Linked DNA regions of Homo sapiens: region 1 is linked to region 2. The links are chromatin contacts, found by Hi-C or POLR2A ChIA-PET in ENCODE. All regions are on one chromosome and are shown on one strand. Each heading gives the region's core, a stretch centred on a gene start or an enhancer-like site at or near the end of the contact. The rest is flanking DNA. Distances are from core to core; before and after follow the strand shown. Region 1 holds the start of LINC00229 (long intergenic non-protein coding RNA 229). Region 2 holds the start of TNFRSF13C (TNF receptor superfamily member 13C).

Region 1 (4,294 bases), core at 873-3,372, 2.7 Mb after region 2:
CCAGGAGGCAGCATTTGCAGTGAGCCGAGATTGTACGGCTGCACTCCAGCCTAGGCGACAGAGTGACACACCATATATATATATAGAGAGAGAGAGAGAGAAGAAAAAAGAAAGAAAGAAAGAAAGAAAGAAAGAAAGAAAGAAAGAAAGAAAGAAAGAAAGAAAGAAAGAAAGAGAAAGAAAGGAAGGAAGATTAGGAAATAGAAATAAATTTGGGGGACAAGAAGGAAACACAAAGAAGAAAAATGGGGTGTGCAGGGGCATGGAGGTGGGACTGTGCTGTCATCAATCGAGTCTTACCCGGCGGGGGCATCAGGGTACCCTGACCCATCCCTCACAGAGAAGGCTGGAAGGAGGGGGTCGGGGGACTGGGCAGCAGGAAAGTGGGAACGGCACGTGCAAAGCCCAGAGGCAAGAAGGAGGTCTTTTCAAGAAACTGCAGAGGGTTCCAAATGTAGGGGTGCTGGGTGTAAGGTGGCAGCCGACGGCAGCCACGCCACCAGGGCCCAGGCTGAAGAGCATCGCGGGGCTGAGTGACGGCGGCTCTGGAGCCCGAGCGCCACCCCTTGGCCGTCTTCACGGTGCAAAGACAGAGAGTGAGCGGTGGGGGAGAAGCTCCTGGGACAGAGGGCCCCCGCCTGCCCTCTCTGTGTGCTGGGGGGAGGGATGGGTGCTCTCCCACCACCTGCTGGGCCATCTGGGGGGGTCCCAGGCTATGGGATGGAGCACAGGGCGCTAGACCCCTGGGGCCCTGGGTGAGCCCCCAGTCTGAGATCACAATGGAGTGGTCTGGGCTGGAGAGAGGGAGCCCAGAGGAGTCCCAAGCATGCCTGGTGGTCTGCGACGGTGTCCAGGAGGAGGTGAGGTTTGGGCGGAGCTTTGGTGACAACCAGGGTGTAGCAAGGGGAGGGTGATATTCAGGATATTCAGTCCCTTCGGGGTTCCCCGGGCAGGCCTCTGCTGCCAGCTCAGCACCAGGCCCAGGCTGGTGGAGGCCACCAGAGACCACTCAGTAGACCCTCCAGAGTGGGGGTGGGGAGCCCCTCCGGATGCTGATAGTGGATGACAAACAGACGGAGAAGGGGGGCCCCCAGGACAGAGGGGCACAGGGCCGGGAGACGGGTTGCAGGGTCTGAGCCGGTTCTGCCCTGCCTGCCTGGGGACTGCCCACATCCTAATCCCCTGAACCTGTGAGAATGACCTTATTTGGAGACAGGATCTAATTGCATCCTGGATTTTTTCTGGTGGGCCCTAAGTCCCATGACAGTGTCCTTGTAAGAGACAGAAGAGGAGAAGACACAGAGGGAGGCCACGTGAGGATGGAGGAAGAATGAGAGGGACAGGACCACAAGCTAAGGAACCGGGGCCCCCAGGAGCTGGGAGAGGCAGGAAAGATCCCCCTGAGCCCTCAGAGGAGCCTGGCTCTGCCGACACCCTGATTTCGGACCTCTGGCCTCCAGAACTGCGATCGAATAAATGTCTGTTGTTTTAAGTCCCCCAGGCTGTGGTCATCTGTGAGTCCGCAGAACTGACTTGGGGACCTTGGGTGGCAGCAGCTCCCCTGCACACGGTCCCACGGGTCCAGCGCTGCCCACACTCTGTCCCTCCCAAAGGCAGCCCGGGTGATGAGGGCCGACAGGGTGCTGTGGCCAAGGCCGTGTCAGCGTGCAACATGGAGGGCCCGAGGCTGCTCTTGAACAACACCCACTGCCTGACCCCAAAGGCACCGTCATAAGGCAGGGGCCCGGCAGCAGCACCAGTGTACCCTGAGCTGCTGCCCAAGGGCCTGGCCTGGGCACACACAGAGGGGCCAGCTGGGCTCGTGGCCTCTCAGGGCCATTTCAGGCCGGCCCCCATGCTGGCAAACCACGGGGAAGGCCCAGAGAGGGTGGGGCCCTGTGGGATTTAGGGGGGATCAGAGGGCACACACTCTTCCAAGAGCCAGAAAGAACCCTGGACCCTGCGGGAACCGCACCCTCAGCCCCTCCCGGGCTGCAGTAGGTCTGGGGGCTGGGAGCACCTGGGCGGGGGGACGGCGTCGCCTGCCAGCCACAGGGTCTCCAGACGGCTCAGATGGGGAGCCAGCCCCAGTGTCGCTTGGAAGGAGGCAGTTCTAGGTGGTCCAGGTTCCCAGTGTCATGGAAACAACAGTGGCTGTTTGTTAAAGTGACAGCGTCATTGTTTTCATCATCATCATTACTTGCTGGACGCTGAGCGCCGGGAGCCTCACTCACCCATCCCAGGGGGTCCTCTCCACACCCCATCAGGAGGCGGATGGGCAGGGACACACCGCTGGTGGGTGGGGACTGGCCTGGGACTCTGAGGGCCAACCCCCAGCTCCTATGGCAGTGACAGTGGCTCACGAGCAGAAGGCCAGGGAGATGAAAGGGATGGGGGTTCCCAGGGAGGCCCCTTCCCCTCCCTGAGCCTCAGTTTCCTCCTCTGTAAAATGGGGATGAGGCTGGCCCATCCCAGGGCAGGCAGGGCTGCTGGGAGCTGACCAGGCAGAGGGTAAGACTTTGTGGACAGCATTTCTCCAGACATTTGGGAAGGGGAGTGCAGGGAACTAGCAGGTCCCATGACCAGAGGACCCCGCGCTGGGTTGAGTGCTCTGCCATCCTGTCTTGAGATTCTTAGTCATTGGTGAAGGAGAGCCCCCATTCTGGTTCACCTTGGCTGGGCCAGCTCATTATTTGGCTGGTCCTGGATGTGGGCAGCCCCAGGATGCAGCCCTCCTCCTCAGGCTGCCCCCACACACCCCCGGCCGGGGCAGGCTGGCCGCCTCCCCGCTGGGCCTTCCTCCCGGGAAACTTCCCTGACTGCCATCCCCCCTCACCTGGGGGCCTCCCTCCCACAGCCTGGGCAGGGGTCAGACACAGCAGGAAGGGTTTGCTGATGGGCTACATGGTGATCCTTGGGGAACACTGAGGGGCGCAGGTGTGGCTTCCCCAGCCCAGCCCTAGGAGGGCCCACAGCTGGAATTTTCATCGTCCAGAACCGTCCTGGACGGCGCCCACGAAGGGGGCCAGGTGTGAGGCAACCCCAGGAAGGACGGTGGCTCTCCAGTCTCCGCCTGCAGGCGGCCTGATGGGATCTGTGGGGCACTGCTGCCACCTAGTGGTTGATGAAGAGAAGGCAGCACACACCCACCTGGGAAGAATAATGTTAATTAAGTTAGAGAGTGAGTTAGAGAGTTGTTAGTTAGAGAGAGTTAGAGAGTTAGAGAGTTAGGGTTAGGGTTAGGATTAGGGTTAGGGTTAGGGTTATGGTTAGGGTTACCTTTACGGTTAGGGTGAGACGGGGACATCCAGTCAGGATAAGCATGGGGGACCAATGCAGAAGATACAAGTTTCCTGGATGCTTCAGACAACCCAACTTTCTTCCCTTCCCCACCACTGTTCTCCAGTTAACTACTTATCAGCTTACCCTGTGCACAAGGTAATGAAGACGGTCATACAGCCAGTGAGTTGCAGGGATCGCAGGAACCCCACGACCACCAGGTGGACATTCAAAAGGCAAATCGCATCCCTGAGGACCCCACACTAAAAGCCAAGCTCGAGCCAGCTCTTCCCTCCTCAGGTGAAAGCTGTGAAAGCTTGAGGCTCTGTTGCAGGCTGCAGGGAGGAAGGGGCACCACCCTCTCCCTCCTGCCCTTCCTTCCTTGTGGGTGGTCCTATTCTTCTGTCCTGGTTTTGCAAACGCAGCTTCCAATCCCCTTTCCCACGGGGAGCCCCTCCTGTGTAGAGACAGGAGCCTCCCTGGGCAGAGACCCCAGCTCTGCCTCCGAGATGCCCCCAGGTGACCTTCAGAAGTGAAAATGGACCTCCAGCCCCACCTCTTCAAGGTGCAGCTGGCCAGTGAGTTAGCGAGAGAAGGAAGCCAGGCAGGGGGCAGGGGCACCGTGCTTAAGAGGCGGCCTCGGGGCCAGGTGCAGTGGCTCACACCTGTAATCCCAGCACTTTGAGAGGCCGAGGTGGGCGGATCACCTGAGGTCAGGAGTTTGAAACTAGCCTGACCGACATAGAGAAGCCCCGTCTGTATTAAAAATACAAAATTTTTTTAGTAGAGCTGGGCGTGGTGGCTCATGCCTGTAATCCCAGCTACTCGGGAGGCTGAAGCAGGAGAATGTCTTGAACCCGGGAGGCAGAGGTTGTGGTGAGCCGAGATCTCGCCATTGCACTCCAGCCTGGGCAACAAGAGCAAAACTCCATCTGGAAAAAAAAAAAGAGAGAGAGGCAGCATCGGGCATTTGGACCTAGATTCACAGCTCAGCTCTGCCGCCTTCCCAGCTCTC
Region 2 (4,299 bases), core at 1,063-3,562:
AAAAAAAAAAAAAAAATTAGCTGGGCAAGGTGGAGCACCTGTAGTCCCACCTACTCAGGAGGCTGAAGCAGAAAGATTGCTTGAGCCCAGGCTGCAATTAGCTGGGGACCCATCGTTGCACTCCAGCCTGCGTGATACAGCAAGACCCTGTCTCAAAAAAAACCAAAACACAAAACAAGGCCGGGCATGGTGGCTCATGCCTGTAATCCCAGCACTTTGGGAGGCCGAGCAGGGCGGATCACGAGGTCAGGAGATCGAGACCATCCTGGCCAACATGGTGAAATCCCGTCTCTACTAAAAATACAAAAATTAGCTGGCTGTGGTGGTGCGTGCCTGTAATCCCAGCTATTCGGGAGGCTGAGGCAGGAGAATCACTTGAACCAAGGAGTCGGAGGTTACAGTGAGGCGAGATCGCGCCACTGTACTCCAGCCTGGCGACAGAGCAAGACTCGTCTCAAAAAAAAAAAAAAAAAAAAAAAAAAAAAATCAAACAAACACAAAAAACCACCCAACTACAAATTAGGCATCCTCCCACTTGGTCTTTTTTCAGATTCATTTTGGCTTAATGGTGCCTTCCCCATTTTAAAAGCGGTCTTTTACTCATAGTGCCCCAGCCTTTTGAAGGCACAGGAACAGGAGCTGGGCTACCACCTTCAAGGGCTGTCAAAGATGGTGAGGTCTGAAGCCAAAGGCAAGCACACCAAACTCCATGGGGGCTGAATGCTGTGGTCTGTAGTGTCTGTGCTTCTGCAGAGTTAGCCTGGTCCCAGAAAGAGGGCATGTGCATGCTGGAGTGAAGAGCTGAATTTGATTTCCAAGCCCCTGGCTGGGGGTCCAGAGGGAGGGCAGGGGCCACCTCCTGCCGGCTCCCTGCTATTGTTGCTCAGGGCCGGCCGTCTTGGTGGTCACCAGTTCAGTGGAGCCCAGCTCTGTGGCTGGCACAGGGACACTGTGGCCAGGTGGGGTGGTTCCTGGGTCTTCCCCAGGAGGAGGCCAGGCAGGAGCTGTGGCATCAGAGATTCCCGGAGACAGAATGATGACCTTGTCCAGGGGCTCTGGGGCTGCAGGCAGAGGGGGTAGAGGCTCCGTACTCAGTCACAGCCTTCCCTCCCTCCCCTAGAAGACTCCTCTGGAGGGGCAGTCCTCCGTCAAATGAAGCCCAATGCAGGGTGGGGAGGGGTGGCACCTGGCTGACCCTGAGTCCAGAGGCCTGGCCAGTGGGGAGCTGGCAGGGCAGGGAGTTGGGGAGCTGGGGCTCAGTCTGGCAAACTCTTCAGGGATTTATGGGGGAACCAAGCTCCGTTAGACTCCCAAAGGGCAGGACAGACTCCTCCCTCAGACGGGGCCCCCTTCCTGCAACCTGTCTCTTCCTCACACTGGGGTCTGTCAGGGCAGAGCTGTTCCTGGCTCCGACCAGGGTCTCAGGGGCAGGACTATGTCTCCCTCCCCAGCCTGAGCTCCTCAGCGCAAACTCTTTTCCACTCTGTCTCCGTTTCCCCTTAAAGCCCTTCTCTCCCCCTCAGGGGCCATGCATCTCCCCCTAGACCGTCCCGACACCCCAGCCCCTGCGCCCCGCTCAGACTGGTTCCCCTACACACGGAACTCACCGTCCTTGTCTCCGTCGGGGGCCTCTGCGGAGGACGCGCCGCGAAGCCGCCGCTGTCGCCGCCTCCAGCTCACCAGACCCACCAGGACCAGCGCCAGGACCAGTGCCAGGCCCAGCAGCGCGGGGGCGCCAAAGAGCAGCCCGGGCAGGGGCAGCGCCGCCTCGCCGGCCCCCGCGCCCACCGACTCCTGCGGCTGCAGCGCCGTCCTGGGCGCAGGGCTGCTGGCCCCGGCTGCTTCGGGAGGGGACAGGGAGGGAGGCCAGGGGGCCGAGGGGAGGGAGGAGCGGGGACGGGGAGGGGCGGAGGGGGGCGAGGCTGGCCGGGGAGGGGAGGGACAGCCGGGGGGCGGTGGACAAGGGGAGGGAGAGAGGCGGCGGTGAGGGCCACGCGGTGATCGCGGGCCCCTCCAGGCCCTGCCCACAGGGTCCTTTCAGCCCTCGGCGCCCCCGGGGGTCGGGGCTCTGCCTGCGCCCTGGCGATCGGGGCCCCGTTCTCCCCGCAGCTGCCGGCGCCGCGCGCCCCGTGGGTCCCCCTTACCCGGTTTCGGCCGCGGCGTGCGCAGGAGCCCGCAGGCCACGCAGTGGCGGACCAGCAGGTCGAAGCACTCGGCCGGGACGCAGGGCGTGGGGGCTGGCGCGTCCCTGCCCCGCAGGCTCCGGGGCCCTCGCCTCATGGTGCCGACGCCGCCGCACAAGCTGCGGGGACTGAGGCTGAGCTGGGCTCCGGGGCCCTCGGGGAGGAAGCGGGGGGCGGGGGGAGCACTCTGCCCTGCCCCGCCCCCGCCTGCTGGGTGGGACCGAGCTCGCCTGGGGCCCCCCTTTCTTTTCTTTTTTTTTTTTTGAGACGGAGTCTCGCTCTGTCGCCCAGGCTGGAGTGCAATGGCGCTATCTCGGCTCACTGCAAGCTCTGCCTCCCGGGTTCAAACAATTCTCTGCCTCAGCCTCCCGAGTAGCTGAGATTGTAGGCGCCCACTGCCACGCCCGGCTAATTTTTGTATTTTTAGTAGAGACGGGGTTTCACCATCTTGGTCAGACTGGTTTTGAACTCCTGACCTCGTGATCCACCTGCCTCGGCCTCCCAAAGTGCTAGGATTACAGGCGTGAGCCACCGCACCCGGCCTGGCCTCTCTTTCTACCTGTGGTTCCCCAATTCAGCCCCTCAACCAGCACCGCCTGGGTGGGCCCTCTGCTGGGTGCTGGGAGGTGTCTGGGGGCAGACCAGAGCCTCCTCTTGGGTAGGGAGGGGGATGGACCCCGCAGCCAGGACACAGACCCTGAGTGGTTCCTCTGCTCCGTCTAGCCAAAGCCTCTCCATGACCCCGAGTGCTCCCCTGCCATCTCCCCCAACCCACCTGTCTCCTCCTCTCTTCCTGCCCTTCCTGGACAGAGCTGGTTGGGGATATCAGACACCTGCTTTTTTTTTTTTTTTTTTTGAAAAAGAGTCTGGCTCTGTGCAGTGGTGCAATCTCGGCTCACTGCAACCTCTGCCTCCCAGATTCAAGCGATTCTCCTGCCTCAGCCTCCCGAGTAACTGGGATTACAGGCATGCACCACCATGCCCGGCTAATTTTTGTATTTTTAGTAGAGGTGGGGTTTCACCATTTGGCCAGGCTGGTCTCGAACTCCTGACCTCAGGTGATCCGCCCTCCTCGGCCTCCCAAAGTGCTGGGATTATAGGTGTGAAGCCACAGTGCCCAGCCTGACATCAGACACTTGTACCAGGCCCAAGTAGCATGTGGGTCTGCCCTGAGGGAATCTCACACTTGTGCTGATGGGGGAAGACAGCCTCGCAGCAAGGGCACCAGCTCACGTCATCCTGGAAGGTGGGCCGGAAGGCTTCATGGAGAGGGCGATGGTGAAGTGTTTGCCAGATGGACTGAGGTCTAGGGAGCAGATGGGGGTGAAGGCCAAAGGGGAGCAAAGGCTTGGAGGCCCAAACAGGAAGTCCAGGGAGTGCTGGGACCGAAAGGCTGGACTGGGGCCTTATCTAGCACATTAGGGAGCTTGGACTGTGGCTGGGGGACACGAGGGAGCCACTGGGGCTTTGTGCAGGGAGGACCCAGGAAGATCTGCCTATGAGTGAGGGAACTGTGACTGCAGTGGAGGGAAGCCCGCCCACACCTGCTCCTTTTCTCCAGGGCTATGTGTCCTCTCCTGCTCACCTCTGTGTCTCACTGCGGGCCCCTCCTGTCTATCTCTGCTCCCCAGTGTTTGGGGTCCCCAACTGTCTGTCACCCGTGTCTCTCTCAGACTGCGTCTCAGAAACACACACAAGCCCCTCCGCCCTCCTGGTCACATGCTACCCCCTCCCCAGGGCCAGGGCTGGAGGGAACTCTGGGAGCTCAGGGCTCAGCAGAGAGCATGGGGTTAAATGCCACACATGCCACCCAGACCCCTAAGCACTCAGGGCTGGGGAAGCACAGTGAGAGGAGAAACTCAGGGGCTGGGGAGGGAGCCTGGGGGCAGAGGGAGACCCTGAGCAGCAGCGAGGGGGAGGCAAACACTCCAGGCGGAGGGCTGCAGGGGCTAAGGCTTGGAGAGATGAAAGGGGAGCCTGAGCTGCTCTGGGGGCAGGCATGGCCACTGCCACAGGGGATGCTGGGAGGGAGGAGGGAGCATCCGGGCTGCGGATGGGCAGGGCACCAGTCCCGGGGCAGTACAGAACCTGGGGGTGTCTGGGTAGGAGGGAGATT

What was found. Hi-C counts contacts between places; a loop is a spot of excess contacts on that map. ChIA-PET counts read pairs that join two places held with the same protein, here RNA polymerase II (POLR2A).
Region 1: a loop to region 2 is called in a map of ovary, with 8 times the contacts of the local background. The contact joins the promoter of LINC00229 here to the promoter of TNFRSF13C in region 2. A Hi-C loop is called at or near these places in 1 of 168 maps with a recorded cell type or tissue (ovary). POLR2A ChIA-PET finds 5 or more read pairs at or near these places in 2 of 52 experiments (activated CD8-positive, alpha-beta memory T cell and activated T-cell).

What each region holds. Positions count from the first base shown.
Region 1 is chr22:44,623,297-44,627,590 of GRCh38, forward strand. It overlaps LINC00229 (long intergenic non-protein coding RNA 229), which reads right to left and starts at 2,123. Exons shown (of 5, transcript NR_044991.1): 1 at 2,021-2,123. LOC105373060 (a long non-coding RNA gene) reads left to right here and starts at 782. Exons shown (of 2, transcript XR_938301.1): 1 at 782-860; 2 at 1,257-1,496. RefSeq lists an enhancer at 1,001-1,500.
Region 2 is chr22:41,924,494-41,928,792 of GRCh38, forward strand. TNFRSF13C (TNF receptor superfamily member 13C) reads right to left here and starts at 2,313. Exons shown (of 3, transcript NM_052945.4): 1 at 2,145-2,313; 2 at 1,608-1,838; 3 at 1-1,061. The coding sequence starts at 2,280. The coding sequence ends at 874. It also overlaps a transcript of CENPM not described here. RefSeq lists enhancers at 540-1,041, 1,042-1,541, 4,099-4,168 and a silencer at 1,634-2,373.